Regions from separate parts of the Mus musculus genome. Here region 2 is linked to region 1. Evidence: chromatin loops called from intact Hi-C (ENCODE). Cell type or tissue: left cerebral cortex. All regions are shown on one strand. Each heading gives the region's core, and the rest is flanking DNA. Links, peaks and the distances in the headings are about the cores only. Region 1 has its middle 16 kb from the start of Gm33336. Region 2 has its middle 39 kb from the start of Gm33336.

What was found. Peaks named below come from ENCODE experiments on the same cell type or tissue, not always from the same donor. Only the 100,000 strongest peaks of a DNase experiment are listed, where the experiment ranks them.
Region 2: it touches region 1 in a loop (2.2-fold over the local background); 2 of 42 quality-filtered maps call a loop at or near these places.

What each region holds. Positions count from the first base shown.
Region 1 is chr10:95,611,830-95,620,166 of GRCm38, forward strand. No RefSeq gene overlaps it. Among named protein-coding and RNA genes, the nearest start is that of Gm33336, 16 kb to the right of the region's middle. In left cerebral cortex, for the core only: no CTCF peak of the experiment used is centred there; DNase peaks (open chromatin) are centred at 4,240, 4,584 and 5,156; H3K4me3 peaks cover 285 bases; H3K27ac peaks cover 1,493 bases.
Region 2 is chr10:95,666,636-95,674,972 of GRCm38, forward strand. It overlaps the pseudogene Anapc15-ps. Among named protein-coding and RNA genes, the nearest start is that of Gm33336, 39 kb to the left of the region's middle. In left cerebral cortex, for the core only: no CTCF peak of the experiment used is centred there; DNase peaks (open chromatin) are centred at 1,280, 4,687 and 4,971.

The sequences.
Region 1 (8,337 bases), core at 57-8,056:
TAATTATATGTGTGTGTGTATGTGTGTGTTCAGCTCTGAGGAGGTCACAGAATGGAGGTCTCTAGGTCCTATGTTGCTTGAAAGCATCTATTTCTTCTGCTCAAAAGCATGTATTTTTTACAAAACTTTAGTTAGTGCTCATTATTTTATTTGTTCAGTTTGAGACAGGGTCTCTTGTAGCCCAGGCTAGCCTTAAATTCATTCTGTAGCTAAGGATGACTTTGAACTCCTCATTTTCCTGCCTTAAAGTGAACTGGGTAACCTAGGGATTTTGGTTCACGTTTGTAACCTCAGCACTCACGGCATAGACACAGGAGGATCTTGGATTGAGGTAAGCTTGGGCTGCCCCCAAACGAAACAAAGCAACACAAAACAATTCAATGAAAATCTATTGAAAATTTCAGCTGTCAACCATACACACACATTTTATGTGTTTGTTGGTTGGTTTGCTTACTTGGAGTCATGTTTTCACTATGTAGCCCTGGTTGACCTGTGTCTTCCTCTGGAATCTAATATTGCTCTAACATTTGTGAATCATTGTTTCTAGTGCTAGACTTTTAGGGCTGTCTTCAGGATTTCCCATGCACTGGGGGGAAAAGACAAAAGAATTTCATTTACTATTATGCTAGGGATGTAGGAATATAAAGAATTGCAAACCTCGAGGGTCATATAGTGCACTTTCCTGCCCTCTCTCTTTGAGGAGGATGAAGGAATGAAACATTATACAAAGTTATGTACAAAGCTGTGTTTCCCCAGCCTTTGCCTTTCCATGGAAGACTCCTTCCATATTTGTCCTCATGAAGGCTGTATTGGGCAAGGCTGACAGAGCCCATCAGGAGTTGTGGGAAACAGGTTTACAGAGTTTAACACTCCTGGCGAATATGGCATAGTTATAGGCCCCAAGTTACACCATGTCCAGATGTCGTTTTTTTAGACGGCACCTGCTTAAGCTGACCTTGGAGCTATATTAAGAGTCTTGTTTCTTTACATTCAAAAGCATCCCGGGTACCATCTGATAGCTGAACATTTGGGTTCAGAGCTGGAAATGAGAAGGCACGATGCTTCAGAAGGCTGTAGTACTTAGTCTCAGAGTCTCTTAAGACTCCTAGAGAGTTCCAGAATCCTCTTTAATATGTCAGGGAAGAAATTACCAAAAAGGCATCATTTAAAAAAGACATTTTAGAATTTTTTGGGGGTATTTTTTCTCAAAGTATCCTGTCTAGGAATGATGATAAGCAATACTGATTCAATTCATTCATTTTTAATTTTTTTCTTCTATTTAATACTTAACAATTGCTGGGCAGTGGTGGCACACACCTTTAATCCCAGCACTTGGGAGGCAGAGGCAGGTGAATTTCTGAGTTCAAGGCCACCCTGGTCTACAGAGTGAGTTCCAGGACAGTCAGGGCTACACAGAGACACCCTGTCTTGAAAAAAACAAAACAAAACAAACAATTAAACTACTTAACAATTATTGGTCATATGTCAGATTTTGTCCTAGGAAAGACAGTTGTGTTAGCACATAGATAGGAGACAAGGCACTCAGAAAGTGACTCTCTTGGGGTATAAATGGGCTTGAAGGCAAAGCTGAGATCTCTGACATATTAAAGAGGATTCTGAAATTCTCTAGTAGACATAAGATGAGCATGTCCTGGCTAGGTGGAGAAGGGGATGAGAATGGGGGCCTTGTGGACAGAAGGGATGAAGGCGGGGGATGCTGATGGCAGGGAAACGTTCTGTTTCATCAGAGCACTGAATACCGGTGGGCAGAGGGCGGGGTGAGGCCGGAGGAAGATACATATGGTGGATGCAGTGGATGATGTTCCCTCGAAGGACAGGATAAGTACTCACAAAAGCCTCAGTACAAATTTCACCTCTCCAGAGAGTGGTGTCCCTTTTGTCCTAGTGCGAAACGAACTTGTCTAGCTCGTTGACGTGTGTTACTCTTCGCACTTTTTTGCAACCTGGATCTTTGAAACGATGGTAAGAATATGTTCTTATGACTTCATGTCAGATGCGTGGTGTCACGGTCTCTTGTCTGTCCTTATGCCACAAGTGCTTTGAGCCAAGTGTCCGGGACACTCATGAACCGGTGAGTCATGGAGAGGTATACCTGACAGACTGGGGGAACTATGTCTCTCCAGCCCAGACCTTCTTGTCAGTCAAGTTAGATGAGGCTGCATAGGAAGATTATCTGTAAGGTCATCACTCACTGTCAAGAAAAGTTCAAGAAAGAGGCCATCAGCGTCCATATTAAGAATGGAGCAGAGCTGGTCTTTCCCCTTGAAGGCTCGCCTCTCAGGAGGGTGGGCCCTGTCCCTTGCCTGGGCAGCACAGTAGAGCTAGCTCTGATGGCACAGGTGCAGGGAGCCAGTTCTAAGGCTGTGAGAGCAGGAGAGCTGGTCTAGCCCCTCACCAACTGCAGCATTCTGGAACTTGCCTCCCTCCAACACACCTCCACTGCACAGAACAGTAGAGTTGGCCCTGCTGGCATGGGTGCCAGTGAACCACCCAAGGCCAAGAGAGTGGGAGAACTGCCCCTGACTCTTGCTGGCTGCAGCATTGAGTGGGCTACCTGGGGCAGTGCTGGAGAGCTCACCCTGGTTGTACGGGTGCGGGAGAGCCCTTGGGCTAACCAACTCACCTACCACCCAGGCCCAGGTCCAGGGCTTTGAGTTGACCCATCCCAAATTCTACCTTACCTGTGAACTGCTGGAGTGTGTAAAAGGGCCAGTCCTACAGATCCAATGTATCTACTGTTAATTACACCTAGATAGTAAAAGTAAAATAAAGTTTGTTTGAGAGGTCCTGGGATCTGTACAGGGAAAGAACATTGTATCTTATTCAGAGATCAGAGGGAATTTTACAGAAATTTAATCTTTTTCTTGTCCTTTTTGGGTGAGGAGAGGGAGAGATTAAGCCAGAACCTCCCTCTGTAGCCCATGCTGGCCTTGAACTTGCTCCCCAGCCTTTGGAGTCCTAGGATTACAGTAAACCATAGTGCCCAGTTGAACTCCCTGTGTTCTGCTGGAGCTGAGTCCCGGTGGGTGAGTTTCAGGAGTCCATCTGCCTCAGGCAGAGAGGAAGGCAGTGAGGGGCTGGACCAGCTCTCCCGCTCTCACAGCCTTAGAACTGGCTCCTGGCGCCTGTGCCATCAGAGCTAGCTCTACTGTGCTGCCCAGTACAGTACACCTCTGAGGCCAGCCTGGGCCACACAAGATTCCATTTAGATAACGAGGGAGGGAGATGGCTTCATTGTCAAAGCTCTTGCTGTGTACGTATGAGATTTCAAATTTAATGCCTGGATCTCATGGAGGAAGGAGAAAAATTTCCAGAGTCTTCTGACCTCAGTGAGTGCCATGGCTTGGCATGCTTGAACTCAAGCCTGTACATCACACACACACACACACACACACACACACACACACACACACACACACACACACACACACGCAGATACACACACACACACACACACACACACACACACAGATACACACACACACACACGCAGATACACACACACACACACACACACACGCAGATACACACACACACACACATACGCAGATACACACACGCACACGTAGACACACACACGTAGACACAATAATAATTATTATAAAATAATAACAAAAGACCTAAAAAGGATACTACCTAAAGTGTGTGTGGGGGTGGGGGGCGGTGAGTACCTACAGGGTTGGACGGGCAGGGCATTTTGATTAGGGAACTGAAAAAAAAAAGAAAAGAAATGGGGACTTCTGTATTTTTGGGGGGGGGGGCTTGGGGGAACCTATTCATAATTTTTAAAAAACAAACAAACAAACAAAGAAGGTGTTTGGGAGTTATAGAAAAGCAGGCCAACACATCAGAGAAATTTTCAGAAGGGATGTAAAAACAACAAAAACAAAACCCAAAAAGCTGGGCGGAGTTTGTGGGTAACACATCGCATATGGCAGGCCCTGGGTTCAACTTCCAACATCCTTTGAAAAGAAGCAAACAGGAAAGAAAAGAAATGAACCTCGGCATAATTTAGTAAGCTCGGGGAAGCAGGGCCTGGGCGTGAAGCAGGTAGTGGTGCTGAGGAAGGAGAGGATCCTTTGAGAGTTAGAGTTGCCCGAGTTTCATTGGTTAGAGCATGCGTGAATCGTGACAGAGGATTCTTACTCTCTGGCTGTGCCCATTGGGCAGCTGGAGGAAGCTTGAGTCACATCTTACAGACTTTGCAAAGGGCTAGATGCCTCCGCAGAGCCTCTGAAAAGGTTTAATGAACACGGTGCAGAAACGGGCAGGAAGCCGCTCCGACAGAGAGAATAGTGGGTTGGTGCAATTCTAGGAAATGAGAGAATTAAAGCATACCTTATAGATACCCGGGACTCTCGCCAATTTCGCTATAAAATTAGCTAAGATGGGCAATTCTCCACTCAAGGCTAGGCCTGTGAATTTCAAAGGGGGCAACCCCAAATGAACACATGGGACCCAGTTTCTGTGTTTTGTGTGGGGGATGGATTCTTCCTCCTTGCCTGGGCGAGCAAAGAATGAATTGACGTAATGTTCTAAAATCAGTGCGGTTCCATTGGTTTAACAAGACGCCGACTGATTTTCTTGGAGCGCCCTCCCTTCTGTCTGTCCTACCTACCACACTCCTTTGCGGGATTCAAAGCCTAGTTCACATCCAGCCTCTGGAACCCGCCCCACATGACGTCAGCCGGCTTTGCGCTTCAGGGCTCCAAATGTTCCTCTGCAGTTGCTTTGGGGTTTACTACAGACTTCCTTGAATATTTCAGTTTTCAGGGGCTGGGAACTAAGGATTGATTGAATCCAGGGTCCTGTGCATGCCACATAATCACTTCACCACTGAGCTATGTCCCTAGACTTTATTGTGACTTTTGTTTGAGAATTGGGACTCACAGGACAGCACAGCCTCACCTTGGATTTGCTATTTCCCTGCTTCAGTCTCCTGAGGGCTGGAATTACAGGCATGCACCACCAGTCTTTGGCTTACTTTTCATTTTTCACTGTCCCCAGAGAGTATACCCTCTTATTCACCTGATTATGATTCTCTGTTTTCATGCCCTGGTCATCTGGTCTCTTGCACAAAGCAGGCAAACTTCCACGTTGCTGCCCTTGTAGCTGCCGTGTGCCCGTTGGTTCATTCATTCAGCAAAGGTTTTCTGAGTATTGAGCACGTGCCAGGCACATGACCGGGCTCCAGGGCACCTCTTGACTTCCTCTCCCCTGGCTCAGTGGGTTCCAGCCTTAGTCACTTGTTCCTACCCTGGGGCTTTTCCTCTTGTCCTTCCACTTGCCTGGACTGTCCCTTCTCTAAGCATTTTTTTTCTTAAGGATTTATTTATTTTATGTATGTGAGTACACTGTAGCTGTATAGATGGTTGTGAGCTTTCATGTGGCTATTAGGAACTGAATTTTAGGACCCTTGCTCGCTCCAGTCAGCCCTCTTAGAATTTTTTTTTTAATTAAATATTTTTAGGCAGAGTCTATGTGTATCTCTGGCTGGCCTAGAAGACACTATGTAGACCAGGTAGGCCTCTAACTCATAAAGATCCACCTGCATCTGCCTCCCGAGTGCTGGGTTGAAAGCCATCATAGTCCACTTGAACTTTTTAATATCAAGGTTGCCTTTAATCTCATTTCTGTGGAGAAATCATCTCAGACTAGTCTGCTATTTGCTTCAGATCTCAGCATCTTTCCCTTTTTTTCCCCAACAGTATTAGTTAGATCAGCTAGTCTGCATAGTGTACACAGACTACAGGACGGCGGTGAAGCGCTCTTCTCCACTGGAACACAAACAGCTAGCATGGCGTCTCCCTCCTAGCAAGAGCTCTGAAAGGTTCATTTGAACCAATAAATGGGTGATGTCCACTTTCTTGCAAAGACAGATGCTGCGTGCTTATATGTCAAGAACAAACCAAGGGAAGACAGTGTGTGTCAACATGTGGTAACTCCACAATGTGGACTGTGGGTGGGCTCAGGAGAAGGCTGGATCTAAGTGTGTAGCCCTGAAGCGTCTCAGCATCTTACACCCGTTGCTGAATCTGGTCCAATTTCTTCTGATTTATGCTTCCCAGAAAGCTCCTACAACTTCCAGTCCTAGGACATGACCTCTGATTATTGATGAAGACATGGACACTTCTAGCTGTCTGCAGGCACTTGGTAAGATACATCACAAGCCATTCACTTCAGTATGTGTGTTTGTGTATACATACATATATATGTGTGTGTGTGTATATATGTGTGTTTGTATATATATGTGTGTGTGTGTGTGTGTGTGTGTGTGTACATAAATTTTATATATATATATATATATGTAATTACACATTATATAACAAGGCTCCACTCTAGACCATTTCACCAACATATTTACTAACTGTATTCATTCTTACAGCTGTTTATACATGTGTTTAACTCCCACATATGGTAAACCGATGTCAATCACATTCACAACAAACCTAGGCGTCCTCTTTCCTTTGTGCAGAGGCAGTTAATGTGCACACTGCTGCGGTTATTTAGCCGACCACTATAGTACCCACGTGTTAAAATTTAATCCAAGTGACTCTTCCCTGCCCCACCCACTCAGCCATCTTCCTAGAGAAGTATTCGCTGGTATTTACTTCTGGCTCTATTTTTGAAAAGGGTCTCTGTGGACATCTGTTTACTTTGCTCTTGTCCTTGATATCAAAACTGTCACCACCACATGGCTGATGGGTAAGCGGTCGTGCTGCTGAGGGAACAGTCACGTGAGCATTTAATCACAGCCCTCCTGCTTCTTATAACCCACCATCACGGTAACTAGTGCTGCGTCCGTTCACGTCATTACTACAAAAATTGATGTTTGTCAGGGCAGTGTGTAGTTAGGACTCTCTATAGTCTACTGAAAAGGCCTTTGTGTTTGGGGAATCAAATTATAATTTTCCCCAATGTCTTCATCTTTTCAGGAGAAAAATGGGCATGTGCCCAAAATGCACACTATGCAATTAAAGTAGAAGATGGGCATCCCATTGTTCTGAAGGGGCAGCCAGGCACCAGAGACTGAGAAGAGGAGGACGAATGGGTTCTTGTCAGAGCCCTGTCCCGTGCATTTCCCACATGCCCTTCTCATTTTTTTCTTTATTTTAATTACTTACTTAATTTACTTATTTATTCTAAGGCTAGTGAATCAATTCAGGGACACAAGAATGGTAATCAAGCCCTCTACCATTGGGCCTCAGCCCTGTAGCTCTCTTTTTATGCCTGTTGCCTTCCTTAAATCTTCCCTGTTCATAACTGCAGCTTCTTCTTCTTCCTCCTCCTCTTCCTCCTCTTGCTCCTCCTCCTCCTCCACCCCTTCTTCTTCTTCTTCTTCTTCTTCTTCTTCTTCTTCTTCTTCTTCTTCTTCTTCTTCTTCTTCTTCTTCTTCTTCTCCTTCTCCTTCTCCTTCTCCTTCTCCTTCTCCTTCTCCTTCTCCTTCTCCTTCTCCTTCTCCTTCTCCTTCTCCTTCTCCTTCTCCTTCTCCTCCTCCTCCTCCTCCTCCTCCTCCTCCTCCTCCTCCTCCTCCTCCTCCTCCTCCTTCTTCTTCTTCTATAAAACAAAGAAATTAGATTAGATTACAAGTGTGGAGTATTGATAAGGTTGTAGAAATATCTCCTTATGGAAACCCTCTGTGTGATTTATGGCAGGGGTGGGGGTGAAGAAGAGGTACCAAATGAAGTGGCTTTTGGTTTATTTTAAGAGAGAGATGGAGGGAGGGAAGAAAGAGAGAGCGATGCAGAGAAACAGAGAAAAAAACAGGATAGCAAATTGTGCCCACCGTGAAACAGTTAATAATGCTGTCGATTCCGACCCTGCTGTCGTATAATGGAGATAAGAGTCTCATTATTCAGAAACATGCAAATACAGCGATTCTAGTCTTCACACACAGACACTAATCACCACGCCAGCCGATCACGCTATGTAATTTGCTCTGTGAACTCAGGCACATAAAATATATCACTGTAATCACTTGCCAGTCACAGCAGGACTGAAGACAGCACCAGAATAGCCCATGTTTGAAAGGGGACATGCTGAGGACCGCATTCTCAAAAGGCAAAAAAAAAAAAAAGAGAGAGAGAGAGAAAACAACGGGGCCAATCACAATGGCCTCTGATTGGATTGGATTTGCAGAGCCCCTGGCTGTAAAGGGACATAGCTCTCCTCAAATGGCACTTGCCATGGGAATTGGAAATGAGGGTTCCTCTTGACCTTAAAGAGTGCTGTGTTGTTCACTTCTACTACACAAGAAGTAAAGGCCTTTGGGGTTTTTTTGTTTGTTTGTTTGTTTGTTTGTTTGTTTTTTGTTTT
Region 2 (8,337 bases), core at 31-8,030, 55 kb after region 1:
CTTTCCCTTGGTGCTGGTCTGTATTCAAATTTACCTGTCCTTACAATGACTGTGTCAGGTCCAGTCTAACCCAATACATCATTTAAACTTGATTTTTTTCCCCCCCACTAAAGATCCTATTTCCAAATAAGGTCACATTCGAGCACACTAAGGTTAGAGCTCTAACATCTGGTTTTAGAGTCATGAGCCAGTTGTCAAGTGTTGACCTATAGTTGTCTGTTGCTATGCAGTTTTCAAAGATATGCTGATAATCCCCATGAAAAGAGCCTGTTACATCGAGCTAACAGTGTTAGTAGCTCAATGTGGTGCAGATCTACGTCTTGCTTTTGGCCATGGCTTGGGAGAACTGACCTCAGCTCACTGGTCATCAGTCTCCTCATTGATAACATGTGGAGAAGAGACTCAACTGTTCCCTGGCTATGTTGATTCTTAGCACAGCATCTGGCCTGAGGATTATACCATAGGTTTCACCATCAGGAGAGTAGACTATTCTCTCTGTCCTTCATATTTGCACACAGTCTCATGTACTTAGCAGACACTAACATGGGACATCAGGGTCTCAAATGAATTCTTAGAACTGCTACATATCTGTTGCCAGCCCTTAAGGTTTCTATACTAGACAATGCCAAGTCAGCTCAAGATTTACCCAGGGGACAAGTCATTTTGTTGTTCTCTTGTCCCTCTCTGTCCCTATCCTGTCTATTTGCTAAGCTAAAAGTATTGTGTGTGTGTGTGTGTGTGTGTGTGTGTGTGTGTGTGTGTGTGGTGAGGGGGAAGATGGAAAACAAATGTTGGGGAATATGTGTGCATGTGTGCTTCAGTCTAGATTGATCCTGTGCGATTTTTTTGTTTTTGTCTCCCACAAGACTCTCTCTATCCTGCACACAGCCAGGTTCCACACAGGGTGGATAGAACTGGTCTGTCTTGGGTTTCTGCCGGTTTCATGGGCTTTGATGTTGGTTCAGCTCCAAGGTAGCTGGGAAAGACAAACTACTATTTGTTACTTGAGGGGAAAAAAGGGAAAGTTTAAAAAACAAAACAAAACCTCAGTCTTTTATCTCCATGTCCTCTAAGTTACCAGTCTCCTGGTGAAGGGAGGGAACAAGTGGGTTTTATCTTACTGCCATGGGAACATCAGAGAACTCAGAGCCCTGGGGGTGCATGCAGTGACCAGTGAGTAGAGAGGCCAGGCTCTCTCAGGCTCTCTCTGGGAATGCAATACTTTCAGGGAACTGGGCTGCTGCTAGTGGTGGTGGCTGGTGGCTGGTGGGTGGTGGGTGGCTGGTGGCCGGGCAGGAATGGGAGGAGCAGGGAGCTTTAGTGATGCCCTAGGGAGCCTCCAGCTAAGTGGATGACACATCTACAGCAAGGGGAACACACTGCTCTTTTCCTTTTTTTTTTTTTCTTTGAAATTTTAACTTTTTAAAAGAAAATTTTATGCACATGGGTGTTTTGCCAGATATGGTAGTGCCAGATATGGTAGCTCATATCTGTAATTATAGCCATTTAAGAGGCTGAAGCAAGATAAGTACCACAACTCTGAGGCCAGCCTGGGCCACATAGTAAGTTCTGTCTCAGAACAACAACAACAACAACAACAACAACAACAAACAACAACAACAGCAACAACAACAGCAACAACACAAAACCAAAACCAAAACAAAACAACCAAATAAAACAAACAAAAAACACAACCAAATAAAAACAAAACAAAATAATAAAATAATTTTAAGTGTGTGTATGTGTTTAATACCTTATTAGGTTAAAAGATTCAGCTTCACTGTTTGGTATCTGGGTGCTTCAGCAGTTGGAAAGCATTTCCCAGCTGAGTGGTCTCGGCACCTATGTCAAAGATCCTTTGATGGGGCTGGAACAGAGCTCAGCATGAGAGAGCTTGCCTAGTAGTTCACATGCGTTTTAGGATGATTGTTTTTGACAGAGATTTGACTCAGTCTGGAGATCTCTTTGGGTGGTATCTTAGTAGCCTTAAGTCTCCAGTCCAAGAGTCTAAGCTAGATTTTAGTCTCTGTTTTACCAATCCCTGTTCTTTATTATTTTATTTGTCTACAATTTATCAAAGTTAGTCGCTAGTTTTATGCTACTTATCCTTCTCCTTTTTTGAGACAGGGTTTCTCTGTGTAGTTCTGGCTGCCCTGGAACTCAATTTGTAGACCAGGCTAATCTTGAACTCACAGAGATCCGCCTCCCTCTGCCTCTCAAGTGCTGGGATTAAAGGTATGTACCATTATGCCAGGTATCTTTTTCTGTTTAGTTTAAACACTTACAACTATAATCATCCCCACACTTCACACTGTCTCTGTTTTCTTTTTTCTCTAAGCATATTTTAATCTCACTGTGGTCTATTTAACCCATTGACCGTTGAAGGGTCTATTGTTTAATTTCACATATAATATATAATTCCAATCAAATAAGACACTTTGCTTGAAGTGTATCATTTAAAATCTACTCAGGGCCTAAGGAGGTAACAGTTGACAAAGTACCTGTTCCACATGCATGAGGGCCTGAGTTTGGGTCCCCAGTGCCCACGTTAAAGCCTTCGTGTGACAATGTAACCTTTGCAACCTTAGTGTTCATAGTGGGAGGTGGACAGACACAGTTGAACCCTCAGAGGTCATTGGCCAGCCAGCCTAGCTAACTGCTGGTCAGCACTGTGTTCAGTGGAAGATCCTGTCTCAAAATACAAGGTAGAGAACAATAAAGGACACTGGTTGGTGACCTTCGTGTGTCACATGCACACACTGTCATGAACATGCACATATATCCTACTCCCTACACACACACACACACACACACACACACACACACACTGAGGATTTGTGATCTAACATATTGTCTATTCTAGAAAAAGTCTCTTGTACACCCAGAACAAATGTTTTTTTTACCTGACTTATGTCTAGTTGGTATATTTTCTGAGACAGGGTTTCTCTGTGTAACCCTGGCTGTCCTGGAACTCACTCTGTAGATTCCAGGTTGGCCTCGAACTCAGAAATCACCTGCCTCTGCCTCCCAAGTGCTAGGATTAAAGGCGTGGGCCACCACTGCCCGGCCTTTACTTATATCAACGTGATGGCTCTGTCCCACAGATGGAGTAGAGTATTAACATCCCCAGCTATTGTTGTGCAGTTCTTTTTCTTCTTCAATTATAATAGTAAACATTCTACAACCATCACAAAATACCCGAGACACGTGACTTACAAGGATGAAAGGCTTATTTAGACTGATGGTTGCTGTCTATGGTTGGTTGGCCTTAGGCTTTGGGGCCTGTGATGGGACTGCATCATGGTGTAAACACACAGTAGAAGCTGCCCAGTGCAGGAGGTGAATGAGAACGAAGGAGCTAACTCCCCCCATGTCCACAGCAACCGTGTGCTTCCCTGTCCTGACTTCTCTCCACATGGGATTGTTTCTCTGTGCATGTCTGTCTCTGTTTCTAGACTTCCTCTTTCTCTACGGATGCTGTTGCTCAGATTCAAGGCCTTTCCCACTGATGCAACTCATCCATCAGCAAAGATCCTAATTTCTAAATAAGCTTTCAAAGGCGCTGGGGAATAGGGCATACCTTCAACATATCTCTTTAACCAGGTGGCCACAGTTGAATCCATAATAAGTAGTTCAAAGGAAAAATGATAGGAATACTGGTTTGTACAAATAAAGGAGCATTGGCATCACTCACAAGTGGTGGGAAAATGCACTATCCTATAAGAGAGAAGGATGGGAAAGGAGAGTCAATAGACCCTGTCTCAGAAGGACAGAAGTTACATGTCTGCTAGTTACAGAGTGGCGGGAGAGTAACGAATAGGGCTAGAGTCTCATCAGCAGAAAGGCTGCTGGTTAGGTTGCTGAAAGGTAAGTTTTTTCTATACTCCTTTTAATCCAGTCATTTTTATCACTTGGGACAGACAATCCTAAAACACTGAGCACTAAGCAGTCCTCATGTCTTGTTCCTGGGAATCTGTTCCCACTTCCATTTCCCAGTCCTGCTTTCCGCTGTCACTGGGTAAGGGGTTGACTGTGTCCTCCTCAGTGGCAGTGTGTGGTTATTGAAGATGGCAGGAGCCTCAGGAGAGATATGTAGCACACCTTGTGGTTGCTCTCTGCTCCTTCTTCCTGCAGTCTCCTCGGGGAGGCAGACTCGGGGAGGCAGAAGCCAAGTCCATGGAAACAAAGGAAACCGAGAAGCCAAGTCCGTGGAAACAACTGTTACAGACACAGGTGCCGTGGCATCCAGGATGCCATGGACACTCCCCATACTGTTTGAACATAAGGCTCGCCCATGTCGAATGAGCACTCTACCTCCGAGCTGTAGCTACCCAGTCTCCACTTCTTAGGCCCCAGCTAATAAATGGCACGGGGCTCAATGCTGCATGACACAAATGTGACCCTCAGTGGGTGGAGTTTTAAGAAACTGCAGACACGCCGGGCGGTGGTGGAGGCAGAGGCAGGGGGATTTCTGAGTTCGAGGCCAGCCTGGTCTACAGAGTGAGTTCCAGGACAGCCAGGACTACACAAAGAAACCCTGTCTTGAAAAACCAAAAAAAAAGAAAAAAAAAAAAAAAAAAAAAAAAAGAAACTGCAGACACATGGGCTCAGTAAAGAATGCTGGCCTCGAAGAAAATAACTCTGGGAAACAGCGTGGGAATTTTCTCCCCTGTGATTCATACTCCTGAGATTCTTTGGCCTTCTCACTATATAACTTCCTGCTTTTGTGCTGTATTGCTTTTTGTTTTGTTTTGTTTTGTTTTGTTTTGTTTTGTTTTTCTCCAGAAAGAGAAAAATCCTACTGGGGAAAGCTAGGCCAAGTTGGAGAACGTCTTGTTGCCCAGGCCAAAGCCAAAAGAGCCAGCACTTTCCAGTAGGAAGTGACTCTATCTGAAGGGCCGGATGCCAGTCTGCTGGCACAGCTGGCACTCTTTGGAGACAGGTTCTTTCGTGTGTCTTGTACAGCTCTCTAATTTACTCCCACGTACCCGAGCACTTGCCAGTTTTCCATACATCACGCCCGGAAGCTTCCAAGGAGATGGCCAGAATCTCAATCTTACATTTTATTTCAATACCACAGACCTCTGTGGGCAGAAATCCCACTGTCATGCTTTGTGACACTTGCAATTCTTCCTTAGAAACATTTTTTTTAATTAAAAACAAATGTTTCCATACAATATATTTTGACCATATTCCTTCCCCTCCCCCATCTCCTCCCAAAGCACCCCCATTTCCTATCCACCTAACTTCATATGATCTCTCTAAAAAATGCAAATAACACCACCACCACCAAATTAAACCAAAACAGGTGCATGCGTGTGAAAGCATATCCCCCCCCCAAAAAAAACCCAAACAACAGATAAACAACAAAAAACCCCAACCCAAACAACAACCACCACCCAACTAAAAACCATAGAGTTAGTTTTGTGTTAGCCTACTACTCCTGACATGAACCCTTTCTCTGGAATGTGGTTGGTACACTCAGAGTTATTCTGCTGGAGAAAACTGATTTTTTTTCTTTCCCAGCAAGTATCAATTGCAGGCAGCTTCGTGGTTAGCAGTGGGACTCTGTGCCCCTTTCCCTTTCTCCGAACTTTGTGCAGATCTTGTACGCTGGTGTCACGGTCTCTGTGGATTCCTACGTGATTCCTACTCAGCAGCCCTGCTGAGTCCCGATGACACTCTTTCCTTACAATCGTCCACCACCTCTGGCTCTTATAGTCTTTCTGCCTCCTCTTCTACATACATCCCTGAGTCCTGAGGGGAGGAGTGTGATTAAAACATCTCAGGAGTCTTTGAGCTGAGCACTGTAAGGTCTCTCTAGCTGCCTGAGCATTGCTTGTGTGGTTAGCTATGTTAATTACTACCTACTGCGAGGGGAAAGGGAAGCTTCTCTGATGAGGGCTGGCAATGCAGTGACCTATGGGTATAGCAATGTGTCATTAGGAGTGGCTTTATTGCACTGTTCCTTTAGGAGGATAACAGTAGTACATATTCCTGGAGGACTCATGACCTAGTCACTCAGGCTCTTGATTTTTTTTTTTTGGGGGGGGGGGACGACAATCAATCCTGTGTCTTTATTAAAGAGGGCTAGAAAGGGACCACACCTGGCAACCAAGGAGTGAGGTACCAGCCAGGGATGGGATGGGCTCAGGCTCTTGGGACTCAAGGGAAGATTCATGGCCTGGAAGGGCCCAAGGAGACCTTGTCCTGGCAGTAGCTGAGAAAGTGCCTAAGGGAAAGCTTTAGGCACTACAGCCACAAGCTGGTTCTGCAGGCTAAGGGGCTGAGGCTGTAGATTCAAAATAGGTTGGGGTGGTCTGGAATCACTCTGAGGCCACCTTGGCTTTTCTACCTAGATTATCCACTGGTCCTGATCCTGTTCGTTGCCTTCCATGTCCACCTCATTGACCTCTCCATCATCAGGTGACTCATTATAGTCATTCATCTCATCCATGTCTTGCCTGTCCTCATCATCTTCGGAATCCTCTTCACTGTCCTCATCATCTTCATCATCCTCTTCTTCCTCATCATCGTAGTGCTCTGAGGCCGGCTTGCCAATAGGTACCAGGTTGTTGTCTTTCTCTGCGATGCTTTGGAGCCAGGCCTGCTGCTGCTGCTCCTGCTGCTGCAGCTCTGTCTCCTCCACACAGGGTCGGTCCAGATTAAACCACAGCGTCTCAGTCACATGAGGGAAGAGTGACGGGGACAAGGTGGACATGGCTCCTAAGCTGAGTTTGAGTCCTGGCTCCATCACTTACTAGCTTTTTGATTTTGGCCAATACACTTAACCTCTCTGGGCCTCAGTTTCCTCATCACTGCCCATTCTTTGCTCATTATGATAATGACTGCGAGATTGGCCAACAGGGCTCTTGATCTTATTAACAGTGGCGGGTATGGATTCTAGCTTATAGAGTGGGCCTTACACCCAATTAAGAAAAAAAAAAAAACGGTAACTACAACCCCCCTCCACACACACACAAGTGGTTGGTTACTTCCACAACATATGTGCCACTATTGCTGTAGTCTATCTTGCAGATAGGTCTCTATTATAGTCCAACATCCTTAGCCCTTAAGGAAATTCACACTAAAATGACTTTGAAATTTCTTCTTACTCAAGTCAGAATGACCAAGATCAATAAAAGAGATGATATCCCACGCTGGCAAGGATTCATACAAAGGAACTGCTTCTTCTTCAAAAACATTTTTTTAATTAAAGAAAATTTTATACAATATTTTTTGACTATATTCTTTTCCCTCTCCTAACTCCTCCCAGATCACCCCCTTTCCCTATCCACCCAACTGCATATTCTCTCTTTCTCTAAAAAAAAAAAAAAGAAGAAGAAGAAGAAGAAGAAGAAGAAGAAGAAGAAGGAGGAGGAGGAGGAGGAGGAGGAGGAGGAGGAGGAGGAGGAAAAAGAGAAGAAAAACAACACCTTCATTGCTGGTAAAAGTGCACACTTGTGTAGCCACTGTGAATGTTAATGTACAGGTTTCTCAACAAGCTGAAAATAGATCTTCTACAATATGCAGTTGTAACACTCCTGGGCATCAAAGGACTCTATATCCTACCACAGTCTTGCTTATCCGTGATCATATGTTCTTTTCATAACAGCCAGACTTTTCTTCTTTCCTGTTCATATGTAAATTCCTCTCACGTGTCTGAAGAGAAAGCACAAGAGAAAAGTGCTCTTTCATAGTGTGTCTTAATCCATTTCTCATACTGTAACAAATATCTGTGACAATCAAGTATAAAGATTTATTTGTTTGTTTATTTATTTATTGGGTGTGTGTGTTATAAGACTGGAGACAGTGGGTGTCTTCCTTAATTTCTCTCCAATTTAGTTTTTGAGACAGGGTCTCTTACTGATCTGAGATCCACCAATGACTATATTGGTTGGTCATCATGCCCAAGGGAACCTTCTGTCTTTTTCTGTCCACAGCCCTAGCTGGGACTATGAGCCACCATGACTGACCTTTTGTGGATGCTGAAGAATGTACCAGGTTCACTTTACTGACTAAGACCCTATGTGGACTCTTACGAAAATCTTTCATTATCTCTTTATTCATGTGTGTGTCCTTCTAAGAGCTGAAAGACACTCTAGCCTCAGACCAAAAGGGCCTGGCTCCCTGGACATTGCTCTGTCTGACAGTGGCCTGACTCTTGGAGATATCTAGTATCAGAAATGCTTTGAGCCCAGGTCCTGAGAAACAAATTTCTCTGAAGCTTTTTGTGGTTGTTCATGATGGTGGTCATTTTAATGATTCTATCTGGCTGACTAGAGGTAACCAAGATAGATTTCATTCTGGAAACAGCAATATCACTCACAATTGAGA